Linked DNA regions of Homo sapiens: region 1 is linked to region 2. A link is a loop called in an ENCODE intact Hi-C map of the cell type or tissue named here. Cell type or tissue: endothelial cell of umbilical vein. All regions are shown on one strand. Each heading gives the region's core, and the rest is flanking DNA. Links, peaks and the distances in the headings are about the cores only.

The links. A loop is a pair of places that touch in the nucleus more often than their neighbours do. Peaks named below come from ENCODE experiments on the same cell type or tissue, not always from the same donor. Only the 100,000 strongest peaks of a DNase experiment are listed, where the experiment ranks them.
Region 1: it touches region 2 in a loop (4-fold over the local background); 1 of 110 quality-filtered maps calls a loop at or near these places.

Annotation. Positions count from the first base shown.
Region 1 is chr2:67,730,063-67,737,826 of GRCh38, reverse strand. No RefSeq gene overlaps it. Among named protein-coding and RNA genes, the nearest start is that of LINC01812, 92 kb to the left of the region's middle. In endothelial cell of umbilical vein, for the core only: a CTCF peak has its summit at 4,038 (motif pointing left); a DNase peak (open chromatin) is centred at 4,006.
Region 2 is chr2:67,913,012-67,920,775 of GRCh38, reverse strand. No RefSeq gene overlaps it. Among named protein-coding and RNA genes, the nearest start is that of LINC01812, 91 kb to the right of the region's middle. RefSeq lists an enhancer at 1-1,126. In endothelial cell of umbilical vein, for the core only: no CTCF peak of the experiment used is centred there; DNase peaks (open chromatin) are centred at 2,955 and 3,145; H3K27ac peaks cover 2,248 bases.

The DNA of each region.
Region 1 (7,764 bases), core at 992-5,991, 180 kb after region 2:
AAAATGTTAGAAGCTTCACTGCTGATTCTAGATTACAAATGCTGCAAAATTTCTCCACTGAATTATATATCTATCAATCAACAATGTGATTTCTCATACCTTCTCCAACACTGCATGTTGTCAAATAAATACTTAAATCTTTTTCTTAATGATGAGTAGAAAAGGGGTATGTTGTTTTAATCTCTAATGAGTGAATTTGCATTTCTCTAATGAGTGATACTGAGCATCATTTATATATAGATCAGCCATTTGTAGCCTGTTGTCGCTCTCTGCGTATTTTTATAATCGGATCCTTTGCCCTTTGTATTCACTTTAAAGGCTGTTTGTTTATTAACAAAATTAGGGTTTGTTTATAAAAGCAGATTTTAAAAACTTTTTACTCCAGTAGTTTTCAGTGTACAGGTGGTTTTTGGTTACATGGACAAGTCCTTTAGTGGTGGTTTCTGAGATTTTAGTGCACCCGTCACCCAAGCAGTATACACTTTACCCAATATGTAGTCTTTCATCCCTCACCCTCCCCCACCTTCCCCATGCCCTGAGTCCCCAAAGTCCATTATATCATTCTTATGCCTTTGTGTTCTCATAGCTTAGCTGCCACTTATAATAAGTGAGATTATACAGTCTTTGGTTATTCATTCCTGAGTTACTTCACTGAGAATAATGGCCTCCAGCTCCATCCAAGTTGTTGTGAGAGACATTATTTTGTTCTTTTTTATGGCTGAGTAGTATTCCATGGTGTATCCAGACAACATTTTCTTTATCCACTTGTTGACTGATGGGCGCTTAGGTTGGTTCCATATCTTTGCAATTACGAATTGTGAATAAAAGCTGATTTTAAAAGCCTAAATTTTCATAGATTTAAAAATGTATATGGATTATCAAACTCTCCAACCTGTTAGCATTCTGAGTATTTGGAAACCTTCAAAATATACCCTTCTTAATCTTAAACCAGTATTTTTTTTTAAGTTATTTAAGCCTACAGTGCTAAATTAGAAAAAGTAAAAGTACCAAAATCTATCCTGATGTTTTCAATTTTATCTGCCTTTCTGCTAACCCCACATATCTAATCTGCACAGAAACATGAAGTTAGGGGGTGTTTGAACATAGTTTTCAGCCTTTCCCTTAGGATCTCTAAGACCGTGTCCAGAAGGGGATGGAGGAGGAGAATGGAGTGATCAGATCACTGACAGGTGTTCCTATCTTGGTCCTTATGCTCCATTTCTTTACGGTTGGCAGCCCCAATCAACCATTATCCTTGTTACAGGCTGAATTGTGTCCTCCTTATCCCCACCTCCCCCATCTATATGTTAAAGTCTTAACCCCCAGTCACCCAGAATGTGACTGTATTTGGAGATAAGGCCTTTAAAGAGGTAATAGGTAAGATGAGGTCATTAGGGTGGGCCCTAATCCCCTGTATTTGGTGTCCTTATAAGAAGAGAGCTTAGGACACAGGCACATGAAGAGGGAAGACAATGTGAAGGCACTGGGAGAAGATGGCCACCTAAAAGCCATGGAGAGAGGCCTTAGAATGAAACCAACCTGGCCCACACCTTGATCTTGGACTTCCAGCCTCCTTGATTGTGAGAAAATAAACTTCTGTTATTTAGGCCATCCCATTTTTAGTGCTTTGTTATGGGAATGCTACCAAACTAATGCAATGTCCTGTGGAAATTACTATAACCCTCACCAATTGGCTTGGAGATCAAGTTCTAACGTAGAAAACCATGGATTAAAAAACACTGGCCTTGAGCTACAAGGGGGTCACACCCTACTCATCGCATCTCTAGCAACTTAGAAATGAAGAAGGTATAAATTAAGAGAGCCTAATTTCAAGGCATAAATTTGGGGTTTATACTTTTCCTAATTTTAGGGTTTGTGAAAGCTTTAGCATTCATAGTCATAGCCCATTTAGATGGACACATTCCTAGGCATGTGTCCATCTAAATGGGTTTCTCCTTTGGGACCTTAGGACTCAGATGCCACATCTGGAACTTTCCCTTGGATGAGAGATGTGATAGCATGTCCCTCTATGACAGACAGGTCAGTCTGGTGGAAAAGAGCCTAGAATGGGAGCCAGAAGACCCAGGCCCTAGTCTTGATTCTGTCACAAACTTCCAGAGTGGCCCTAGGCAACTAGATATGCCTGTTTGGACTAGGAATCCTTATATGGTCTTCATGATTGATTTTCAAACTCACTTCCATGGAATGGTTTTCAGACTCAGTTCCATGGAATCTTAGGGGGCTCTATGGAGGAGTTTTAGGAGTTCTGGAAACTTTTCATTTGATTTTTCTCTTGCAAAATATATCTTAACTATTGAAAACACTGTAAAAAATAACATACATTCAGATGTATTTTATTTCACATTTTAACATATCTGAGAACATCAGTGTGTTAAAATGTGCTGCTAGGTTCATTTGGAATGAATGTCACAATAAAACTTTGTCATGTGGGTATGCACATTTGATGAGGAATACTGATATTCTGCACTAGTCTATCTCTCAAATTCTAACATGACTGATGCCTGTCTCCACTGACACAAAGTAGCACAAGTGAGTTTGTGACTATGGCATATTTGCTTTTTTTTTTTTTTTTTTTGCATATGCTCTTCTCATTTCATAAGACTTGCTTGTATCACCACAACTGACTCTCTTGCATCTTGAAAACATCACACAAGAGCTAGAATGAATGATCCGTTCTGACTTTATGATTAGAAATGCAAGAATTTATTAGGTGTTACCAACAATTCAACTTTGAAACAGATATTTCCTACTACTTTTCTTGCAAGCTTCTGGGTAAATTTAGTTGAACAGAAATCCAAGTTGTAAGACAAGTTGTTTTAAAACAAAACTGTTGCCATTTCCAACTACTTAGCTAGATGAATGAGTATTTTCTAAATATTGTGCTACTAAGTGAAAATAACATAATACTTTGGATGCTGAGGATAATATGTTTGTAATTATTCAAAGTTTTTACATTAATCAAATCAGTCTTAGAGCCAGCAGTGATATATTTTATATTATACGTAGCATATTTGAACTCATGAAGTAAATATATACTAGTGAAGTTCTGCTTTTATTTGTTTTAGGATTCCATACAAGATTTCATTTTCATCAAGGGTAACCTTGTTTAAAAGGCAAGAAAAAATACCAGGTTCGATGACCTTCAAGATTCCTTGTAGCTAGAACACCCTGGAATCTTCCAAGGTGGGTGTGAGCAAGGTTCAGGGAAGAGTGAGTTGGGAAAGTGAAGGGTAGCTGATTTGAGCACCAGCATCTGCATTCAGCTCAGGACCTTTCCTTTCCCTTTTTAACTGAGAGGACTAAGTGTCTAGGGACACACATACCCTATGTAGAACATCACATATGGTCAAGATTTCAGCTATACAAATGAGTGGTCCCAGGAAAATGCCATGGTTATCAAACAATGCTGCAAAGGTTTTTAAAAATATTTTTATGCTGGGTGTGATGGCTCAAGCTTGTAATCTCAGCTCTTTGGGAGGCCAAGGTAGGAGAATTGTTTGAGGCCAGGAGTTCAAGACCAGCCTGGGAAACATAGTGAGATCTCATCTGCAAAAAAAATTTAGAAAATAAAAAAATTAGCCAGATATGGTGGTGAGTGCCTCTAGTCCCAGCTACTTGCGAGGCTGAGGTGGGAGGATTACTTAAGGCCATGAGTTTGAGATTGCAGTGAGCTATGATCATACCACTGCACTCCAGTCTGAGTGACAGAGTGAAACCCTGTCTCTTATGAATGAATGAATGAATGAATGAATGAATGAATACATACATACATAAATAAAACTTTTATAGAGCATAGTATAATTATTTTGAAATTTGCTAAAATTCAATTAAAATGTATTGCATTTCCCTGGACACCTTTTCTCTGGAACAAATCTCTTCTGGAGCCAGTATCTGATAGAATGTATGGGAGGATGCGGCCTGGGACTGGATTGGGGTGGGTGTGTATGCCAGGCATGGGGAGTGGTGCTGCCATCTTCTGGCTGGCATTGGGGCTGTGCACAGTTGGAAACAGGGGCCCTGATTTGTTTCAGCTGCCACCTTTAGATGCCACACTCATCAGAGCTTATCATATTCCCAAGGCCCTCGTTGGATGTGGGGCACTGTGGGCTGGCCATGACCACTGGTTCTGGAGGTGGACAGCACCAATCAGGCTTGTAGAGCATGAAAAGATAGAACAGAGAGGAGCTGCCTGGCTGTCGGCCCTGCCTTATCCCAATGGCTCCTCCCCTTAGGATAAGAAGGAAGGGTTGGATCTGGAATGCTGGAGGGAGGTAGCTCCCAGTGTTTTCCCTGGGACTGTATTCATCCATTGATTTCAGGCTTGAGTGTTTTGACTGGAGGACTAGTGGGGAAGAGGTGATGCTCTTTTGATTCTGACCTTACTTATCGTATCAGTTAGGATAAATGTTCACCTATATATGTAACAGAGGCCCCAGACAAAAGTGACTTAAATAAGATAGACTTTATTTTTCCTTCCTATAATAGCCAGGAAGTAGGAGGCCCAGGGCTGGCATGGAGCTCTGTTCAACAAGGTTGTCTAAAGACCCAGCTACTTCTGCTTTGTTTTGCTTTATCTTTAGTGTGTTTTCCTTATAAGAATGAATGGTCCAAAGTAGCTCCTCCATATCCATGACCCAGATAAGAGGATGGAGAAAAGAGGAGAGAGGGCCGTTACCATCTAAGAACACAGCCTGGAATTTGATTACATGACTTCTGCTCATATTCCCCTGTCCAGAACTTGGTTAGATGGTAATGCATAGCTGCAGAGGAGACTGGGAATATACCAAGATAAAAATAGTGGATTCTATTATTTTGAAAGAGAATGGAAGAATGGAATAGGGATACAATTAGCTGACTTTTCAAGGGTGTTCAATGAAGCACAGAACACTGTGCTATTATTTGGAGCTCTGCAAACCTAGAATCCACCACAAAGGTAGGTGGCCAAGATTGGCAGGCATAGAGTTCAGGAGGGAAGCCTGAGAGCCCCTGATCTCATGGCTGGCACTTTACTGCCATGCTTATCAGTATTTATTTTTCTCAGATATGGACAATTCCAATTTCCACTAGCCTCTGCAACTCCTTGAGGATATCAAGGCAAGAAGGGCTGGTCTAGATGCTCAAAGAATCCCAACGTGTAAGCCAGGGTATTTCAAACATGCCCTAAGTGCCGTAGACTTCTGGGTGTAGGCAGAATAAATGGAAAACAAGGGCTTTTTAACCTAAATTCCATTCTTCACTTGGCTACTTAATAAAGTATTAAGTAGTCTTATATATTTTTATTGCTTTGTCTATGTAAGATTTCTGGCTAAAAATATAGTTTTTACACTTCTGAGCCATGAGAATTGAAACACCCACAACTCAGAAAAGAGACTAAGTGACATATTAAACACTAGACTAGAGACTAAATGACATATTAAACACTAATGCCATAATATCATATGTCATATGACTATGTGATGGGTAATGGTCTTGACCATGTTATTGCTAGGAAACAATTTAAATTGAAAATAAGAAGAAAATGTCAGAGTTGAAAAATAAAAAGTATCAATGGAATCCGGTAGTTCTGAAGAAGTAATTACATAATGCTTTAAAATTTACAAAACATTTCTACATCTATTCCCTTCTCAATCCTTCTCTATTTACAAATAAAGAAATAGAAGCACAGAGAGGTAAAGTAACTTGCCCAAAGTGGTACAGTTAGGAGTGCCAGAAACAGGATTAAAGTCAGGACTTTGGAATTTTCACTATTTACATACTTTCTCCCATATTTGCTTATACTCTAGCTTCTGGATAAAGACCTATTCCTAAGGTACCAAGACCTGAGCCATTTCATCTCGTGAGCCTGATTTCTGCTGGAGCAGCAAGCAAATAGTCTCACCAGCAAGGCCTCTATTCTTTTCTCCCTCCCTGTCATCTCCCATTGAAAGCCTATCATAAATCAGACACTGTCCCAAATACTAGAGATACTGTAGTAAACGAGATCTGTGAAATCTTTATTAGTAGATTCTAGTGGGAGCTACACAAAAATGAAGGCATAACTAAATAGACGCAGTATTTTCACTTAGTGGTAACTGCTATGAAGAAAACTTAGGGTAAACAGGATGGAGAACAGCAGGGTAGGAGCAGAGTCTATTTTCATTGGATGATCAGGGAAGAATGAATGAGATATGAGCAGAGACCTGAATAAAGTGAAGCGGTAAGCCATGAAGTGTCTTAAGAGCATTTTAAGATGCAGTTAGAACCAATAAGTAATATGCTCAGCACAGTCATGGAACTGCACATCAGTGGGGCTGAGAGTGTAAGCAAGAATTTTGAAACTTATTTTGTTTTAAGATGCAGGAGAGAGAAAAGGTAGGTAATTTCAGAAGCCAGTTTTCTGAGTAGTGAGGGGGATGGAATTATGTGCATAAGTGGAGAGATTGACCTTGGATAAGAGGAGGGACAGGTCATCTTTGGGTCAGGAAGGCTGGTAAAGAAGACAGGAACAGATGTGGGAGGGTTGATAGATTTGGTGGGCAAATGAGTTAGTTCTTTTATGGTTGGTTCTATTTTGTTCGTAAAATATCAGGCAAAGTCAGTGAGGTGGGGCAGGGAGCTGATGGTCTTCTAAGATGGTGAGAAAGTGAGTTTATCAGTAAATATGGAAGGGCTGCTGGGTAATGTTATAAGCCCCCATGAAGTCTACAGTATTAGTCTTATGAGAGATCTATCAGCATGGCTGTGCAATTTTCCCAGCTATGCTCGGATGCCACAGAGATATAAGCAGAAAGATGAATTTAACCATGTGTTGGGTATTCTTCATGTGCCCATTCTGACCCATTCTTTATCCTTCTTCGTCGGGTTTGGTACCCTAGGTGGCTGATACTTATGGAATGATTCATGCCTTCCTTGGCCTCTGGGTTGGGTTTGGCTAATGGCAGGCAGGAGATTGAAGGGCAGGGGGCAGTGAGATGCTTATATTTACTTTCCCACTCCTTCGCCAGTGGCCCCTGGTTGTCAGTGACTGTACCCCTCCAAGGAAGCCGTAGCTCCTATTAAGCAGCCCTCTTCTGTAGATGTGGCTTTCTGTAGGTCCCAGGAACCATCTCTCTTCTTATTCTTCCAGGCATAGGGGTGGTAACTGCTTCCTGCTGCTGTTAGCCTTGGGGTGCTTCCCTATCCCTTATTGCTTTCCCTTTACCTTCCTACCCTTTTAGAACAATCCCTTCTAGAAAGTCTCCCCCTTTGCTCTCTCTTGGTTTTATCGGTTTCTTGGTAAGTCCTTGATTAATGCAAACCTGGCTTGGGGTGTGGCCAGGCAGCCCTAACAGAGGGAGAAAGGAACATGGTATTCATGGGTATACAAGGGAGAGATGATGATGGAAACAGACTCTAAGCTGAATGAAGAGGGAAATGAGGATGTGAGGAGAGTGGATAGACTAAAAACGTGGCAGAGTATGTACATGGGAAGTCCCAGTGGAGTCAAGGGACGTTGGAGGTTGGGGTACTACAGTGAATAAGCTGAAAATTGGGAGACCGTCTTTGGAGAGTAGAGGTGCTTAAAACAGAAAATGTATGATGGGTGTAGTTATTGATAATAACAATATTGAGGTCAGTGATTCTCAACCCTGGCTATATATTAAAGTTGCCAGGGGAGCTGGCAAAAAATATTGATGACTGTCTTCACTTTCAGAGATTCTGACTACAATTGTTCTGGTATGGGCCCTGCATGTTGTGGTTAAAACAATAACAACAACAACAACA
Region 2 (7,764 bases), core at 1,088-6,087:
AAAAAAAAAAAAAAATTAAAAATGGCGCAAAAGCATTGATCATTATCACAATATGGCAGATCAGTTGTAGAATTATGTTTTAATTAGATTTAGCATTGCTCTAGAATGTCCAGTCTAGAGAGTGACTTAGAGAATGTCAGGGTGTTAAAAATGGAGTTTTGGTGCCACAAAAGACATAGCACTCGAATGTAAAATGTTCTTTTTAATTCTCAGCAAGGCAGTGTACTTCTATAGAAGGGTGCGCCCTTACAGATGGAGCAATGGTGAGCACACACTTGGACAAGGGAGGGGAAGGGGTTCTTATCCCTGACGCACGTAGCCCCTGCTGCTGTGTCGTTCCCTTATTGGCTAGGGTTAGACCGCACAGGCTAAACTAATTCCGATTGGTTAATTTAAAGAGAGTGACGGGGTGAGTGGTTTGGTGGGAAAAAATGGTTATGGCAGAACAGGAAATCAGAATGAGTCAGGGTGGAGAATGAGCAGGTTATTGGAATTAGTCAGGGTGGAGCAGGTAATCGGAAAAGGTTGCTTTACGAGGAAGTTAAGCTTAAAAGTAGAAGGCAAAGAATTGAACATACTGACATATTGATTCTTTGAAATTTAGAACTCATATCTAACAAGGGCTACTAGGAACTTTAGGAATCAGCCTGGTTCGATGGCTTCATGTAATCAGATGGAAAAGTCCCAGGAGCTTACCTGTGGTCACACAGTCAGACAGCAGGGAACAGCAAGCCGGCAGTCTGCCTCTCGGTGCAAAGTGGTTCCCATTGTTTCAGTCACAACTCTTGATTGTAAGTGAGAGAAACCTAGTGGCTTAAACAAACTAAAAAGAATATATAAGCTCATATTATTGGGAAGTCCAAGGGTGCACTGACTTCAGGCATGGAAGGATACAGCGACTTAGTGATAAGATAAGGACATTGCTTCTTTCACCACCTCTCAGCTCTGCTGTCTTCTGTCTTGCCTTCATTCTTAGGCCCTCCCCACATGCTAGAAAAAGTGAACAGCAAGAGCTCCAGCTTGGCAACCCAGTAGATGGAGAGCAGCTCTTTCTTACTGGTTTTGTTAGGTCCTTGACTTGACTTTCTCTGGGCAGCTCTGGCTTCAGGCCTGCTGACCCCTCCTGGATGCTGGGAGTAACAAAGAGTCTTTACTTGACCAAACTTTAGTCAGAATCCTCTGAATTTTCTTCTTCCCAACCAGGCCTTGACTTTTGTACTTTCATGTCTGTCTTTGTATCACCCAATTTTGACAAGAATTTTGTTAAGCTGATTTAGCCAGAATCCCCCACCTTTAGTATCTGATTGCCAAATATCTCACCAAATTCTTCACTCCCACCCTCCCCTAGGCAGCCTTCAGCAATAATCTTGTTAGTTTGGTTTAGGCAGAATCACCTCTCACCCCCGATGTTTCCTCTTAGTAATTTTTCATCCATCCACACCGTCCCCCTGCCCCCAACTGGCTAGAAATTTCTACTTTTCCTCATTGTATTCAGAGTTGAGCCCAATTTCTCTCCCCACTGCAAGGCCCCATTGCAGTAGTCCTTATAACTATCTTGATAGTTTCCCTCAGTAAAGTCTCCCTTACCATTCTTTAAAAAGTGTCATGAATAATTTTTTTCTTTACTCAGGGAGGGAGACAATGGTTGAACCTGAACCATGTGATGGGGGGAGAAAAGGGGAGAAATGAACATGTTCTGGCAAAAACAACAGAAGCCCAGTACATTTCTATACCATATGATGGCATTGTGGACATTTTTCTGCTGCCCAGAGGGAAAGTCTCTGTTGCTCTAGGTGCCCTTCTGGAGAAGCTAAATTCACCCCTCTTGAGGGACTCTGTGCCCTTCTTTTGGGCACAGCCAATCATTCTGGTCTTCACTGAGGCATGAAATAAGACTATGTGCTTCATCAGATCAGCCGTTTTGTGCTCTTGAGACAGGGTCTGACTCTGCCACCCAGGCTGGAGTGCAGTGGCCCAATGGTGGCTCACTGCAGTCTCCAACTTCTGGGCTCAAGAGATCCTCCTGCCTCAGCCTGCCAAGTAGCTGGGACTACAGGCGCATACCACTGAGTCTAGCTAATTTGTTATTTTTGGTAAAGATGGAGTCTTGGCTATGTTGCCCAGGCTTGTCTCAAACTCCTGGGCTCAAGCGATCCTCCCTCCTTGGCCTCTCAAAGTGATGAGATTACATGCCTGAGCCACTGTGCCTGGCTCCCATCAATTCTGGTGTTCTGCCTCTGGGAGAAGAATTCAAGTCTGGAGATGGAATCCCATTTTATTTCTTCCACTTCCAAGACCTCTCAGCCTGTTCATACCTTATAGAAGGATACAGTTCAGACCTAATAGAAGGATTCATTCATAAATATTTCTTGATCAGCTCTTTATGTAGCCATAGTGTTAGGTACCAAGTGTCATAACGATAAAGAAAATAGATAGCTCTGATTACTTTCTCATTCAAGTCTAATGCTCTAAGTGCCATGGATAAAGAAATAATGGTGGAGGAGGCCAGATGCGATGGCTCATGCCTATAATCCCAGCACTTTGGGAGGCTGAGGCGAGCAGATCACCTGAGGTTAGGAGTTCGAGACCAGCCTGGCCAACATGGCGAAACCCCGTCTCTACTAAAAATACAAAAAAATTATCTGGGCACGGCGACAGGTCCGTGTAATCCCAGCTACTCGGGAGGCTGAGGCAGGAGAATTGCTTGAACCGGGGAGGTGGAGGTTGCAGTGAGCCAAGATCGTACCACTGCACTCCAGCCTGGGTAATAAGAAGGAAACTCCGCCTAAAAAAAAAAAAAAAAATATGGTGGAGGAGAGAGACACATCTGAGGAGATTTTGAAATGATCAGGAATGTCTTCCTGAGGAAATGACTCATGTTGGAAGAATGGGATCATGGACTGGAGTGGAATATTGTAGGGGGGAAGAGAAGAAAGCATTATAGGAAGAGAAAATAGACTGAGCACAGTCATTAACCCAGAGAGGGTCAGGGCCTATCTAGGGAACTGTGAATATTTCAGCTTGACTGGAGCAAAGGTAAGAAAGTACCTTCCTTTGGAGATGTAGAGGAGCCCAGTTGGGAAGTTAGTAGAGTGACCAGGAGCAAGGGAAAGGGAGCTCAAGCCTGGGTGGTAGTGGAGAGAGGACAGCCCCAGCTGACCTGCACCATTCTCTGGAGATCATGTTGATTCCTATGGAGCTGAGTCCTCAGAGATACATCTGGATTGCCCTGAGGAAATAGTCTCATGTCTCATATTTGCCAAAGGAGATTCCATTGTTCTGATTTTTTTGAATGTTTTTGGAAGCCAAAAACATTCCTCATGAATGACTTCTTTCTGAATTGACTACAAACCAGTGGCCTCTGGCATTATTGGAAGACAAATGTGTGTGTGTGTGTGTTTTTTTTTTGTCAAGTATCAGAATATATTTTAGGGGATATATTTCCTGTCGTAATAGGTTTTTATTGTTGTTATGAATAGACCCAAATAAGTATTTTAAGAATGTATTAAGGCTGAATCACAAGATTGTGAAGAAATTGTATCACCATTTCACTTCAGGTTATTGTGACCGGGAACTTGGAATGTCAGCTTAAAAATCCAATCATTTTTGTTTTTTTTTTTGAGACGGAGTCTGGCTCTGTTGCCCCGTCTGTAGTGCAGTGCGCGATCTCAGCTCACTGCAAACTCTGCCTCCCAGGTTCAAGCAATTCTCCTGCTTCAGCCTCCCCAGTAGCTGGGATTACAGGTGTGTGCCACCACACCCGGCTAATTTTTGTATTTTTAGTAGAGATGGGGTTTCACCATGTTGGCCAGGCTGGTCTTAAACTCCTGACCTCAAGTGATCTGCCTGTCTCAGCCTGCCAAAGTGCTGGGATTATAGGCATGAGCCATGGCACCTGGCCTGAAAACCCCATTTTATAAACTGTTAATTGATCAATGTGTGCCACTTTTTTATCCTCTGACTGTATCCTTTATGTAGTGGAATTTCCCTCTGTGGCTGAGTTTGACTTTTGTATGTTGATGGACAGCTTCTTTCCTCTCTTCCTTTCATAGATGTGAACTGGGCTGCACATACACTCAGGGCTCAGTGTTAGCCCTGTGTGGAATGCAGAGTGGTATCACAAATATACCTCTTTTTAAATAGTTCATCATAGAGTTCAGGTCTAGACACAAAAAGAGTTAAATAGTAGAACAAGACAAGGTGTCACGCAGTATAGACCGTACCTGCTATGTGCTCACAGGAGAAAAAGGAAGAAGGAGTTGGCAGAGACAGTGTCAAGGAAAAGACATCCTTGAGCTAGGCCATGCATGGTAAAGAGTGTGCACTTTCACACTGCGCTTTCTCCTGGAACACTCAGACAGCTGGAGACCTTGTTCTGCTCCAACCCACATGGGCACATGGGCTTGCACAGCTACTGTAGTTTCACCATTTTCTCCTTCCTTGGCCGTGGCTGGGGGCTAGTGCTTGCCTTTTTACAGTTCTCTACTTGGCTTACAGTCGGGGGATACCTGCCCAGAAGGCACCTGGGCCCTTGTTTGTGGCCAGACTACACCTTTTGCATTTTAGAGGCGGAAAAACTGGGTCATCCTACCATGCGTGGGTTGGGGATCAGGGAGGCTGCCCTGGGAACTTGTGCTGAATCTATCACATATGTGGCTTCTGGGTCTAAGTAAATCGGGCCCTTAAATGACGGCCAACTTTCTGGGTAATTAACCCGGTTTTGCCTTGAGAAATATAACTGAAATAGACTGAGAGACAGGGAGGCAGCCTTCTGAATTTTCAGTGAAAAGGGGAAGCTCAGAATAGACTTTGGCTGATCGGGGAGGAAAGGAGGACTTTTTCATGGAGACCAACAGCAAGGGTCACTGAGAAGGTAGTGGGTGGCTGCAGACCCTCCCTACCTGCCTTGGAGTCAGAGAAAATAACCCTGACCTCAGGCCCTTTACAAAGATTTGCCTAGAAAGCAAAATTAACTGAAAATTGACTGCAAATAGGCCCAATGCATAGAGAAAGTGGGTTAGATAGAGTAATGGCTTCTCTTTATATAATGTGATTTATGCATTGTTCTACATACTTTTTGGGTTTATATTTAATACCACTTTCTCTTTTCTACCCTAGTGCCTCAAAGCCTCAATGACATTGCTGGCTGTTGCTCTGTCAAGAGTGACAAACTCCTAATCTGAAAGCTGAGTTAGGATCACAGCCCACAGTCATGACGTCCTATAATTGAAAGAAAATTAAATTGTGCCACTTAAGAGCTAGATTATTTCACATAAAATTTTAAAGTTTCTGGAATCTCTTGAAAATATAGCAACACTATGTTCCTGCACAGAACCAATGGTCTCAAGCTTGACATGGGCTTCTCCTTGTTAAAGGGACTTAAAGGGACAAGCACTCCCCTGTTGAGCATAGTCTCAATGTCTATTTCTCCTAGCTCACTTCACCCATTTAAGTTACCTGTCTGTCCTCTATTGGTATTTGAATTTGTGATCTCCACTGTAACCAGAAAAACCATCAAGTTATTGGTGATAGGGGACAAGAAAAGGAATAGTTCAAAAAGAATTCAATGCATCTCTTTGGGACTTACCTCTACCTTAAAATAGATGGAATGTCCTTTCTACCCATATTGGATTCAAAATAAATACCTGCGATTGTTTAATACTTTCACTTAGTCTTTGGCAAGGGTAAAGAAATGTTCCAATACCTCTAGGGACATTAGTCTGGGGTTATGGCTCTCTTGGAGAAGGTTTAAATGTGTGAGCCCTGTTTAGCCTTGATAAGTGGAATGGGAATACCTGCCTAGAAACATTTGCCATTGTCTTCCCTCTACCACTCTCAAAGTCAGAACAGTTATTTCATTTCTCATCATTTCTAGCATGCGGTGGCCTCCTATATCCCAAGACCTTTTTATTTCCCTAGGTATGTGGCTAAAGGGAGTGGGTAGGACCAAATCTTTATTTCAGCATTCAGCTGCAGAATGACATATGGATCTGATTAATTTTCATATTTTGTTTTATTCAAAATGTCTTATTGCTCCCTCCCAACTTTTTTTTTTTTTTTTTTTTGCTTAAACTTTGGATTTGAAATAACAAAATATTACAGTGGAAGTCTGATCATTGCCCTTTAAAGTTTTTTCTTTTTTATTCTTCTATATGACCAGGCTTTACAGAAAGCTATTTTACTCTAAGAAATTAGGTTTCTGGTTATCAGGAGCCCTAAATAGACATGAATTACAAGAACGTCCTTTGAAAACCCCATGCAGCACTTGTTTCATTAAATTCCATGAAGCGACCTTAATTTAGTGGAACACTGGATAGGCTGTTCTTTTAACCTATTATCACTTTGGCCAGGCCCATAAACCATATTCATGGATGATTCCATCAAGAAGGACAACAGTGGGATTAATATTATTTCAGGATACAGTAAATGCCACAATGATGAAGCTGTTTAAGATCTGGTGCTCACGGTGTCACACTGAATGCATTGACATTTACTCTGCTATCACTTCATTTCCAATATTCCTTCCAAATCAGCCGATGCTAATGCTTCAGCATGTGTGCAGAATACAATTTGTGCGGGGGTGGGGAGACTGGAAAAAGATTGTACAAGTCTTTTGCCTTCTTTTTTTCCTTTTGGTACTGAGAATGGGGAAATATACTTGGATGGTATTTTACATACACTAGGACCCAAGATATTAGGATTGTAGGTTCCCAGGCACTGGGTTTCCTCCTGGAGTTGGATCAAAATAAGTCATGGGGCCCCTTTTAGCTGTGACTGAACATGTGGTATTGGTCAGATATGAACCAAGAAAGCATTGCTTGGAGTCCTTAGCGTGTTGGTATATGAAATTGAGTACATATGAAAATGAAATGTCTATAATGGCACACCATTTAGAAGGTCTAATTTATAACATTTCCTGAATCTCCTTGGTATTTAAATTTGATGCTCCCAACAACAGTAAAGATACTGGTAGTTTTTGGGAATCTCTTTTAGAGAAATAGCAAAGATGTTATCTACAAGAACATTACTAATGTCTAGTCTCTTAAGGGGTTCTAGCTCCTCATTTTGAAGGTGAGAACTCAGGTTTGAAAGGAAATTCAAAAGTTGTCTAGTTCACGGTTCTCAACTTTCAATATGGCTACGAATCACCTGGAGCAATTTCAATAACTAGATTCTGGGAGATTCCAATCCAGTAATTCGGATGTGAGGACTGAGAATCTGCATAGCATCTAACTCCCAGGTGAAGTAGATGCTGCTGGTCTGTAATCATATTTCTAATTACAGACCAATCACTTTAAATATCAACCATTGCCTACATTCTGTTAGATGAGCAGCTAGTATATATTTAAACCTCTCTTAGTAGGAGGCTTCTCATATTCTCTTAAAGTAGTCTGTCTCATCTTTGAACTCTGAATATGAGTTCTTTTTTACATTGTACCTAAAGTCTCACTCCTTGGACTTGTCAATCTCTGGCCCTGGTTCAAGTCCTTGGTCATCTACAATACATATGGCAAGGTAAGGAGACATCTCTCCTGTTGACAGAAAGTTTAGATTCTCTAAGTTTCTAACCTGAGGGAAACTCTCCAGGTGGGAAGGGGATCGCCTATCCAGCTGAACCAGGGGTAACTTTTGTCTCTTTGGGGTTCATCGTTAACCTGATCATACTTTGTTGAGCCCCAAGGAACTCTGGTTCTTAGTTTGGCTCTCCCTCCCTGCCCAACTGGATGGGACATTTCCCCTATTTGAACTCTCACATCTGTCTAT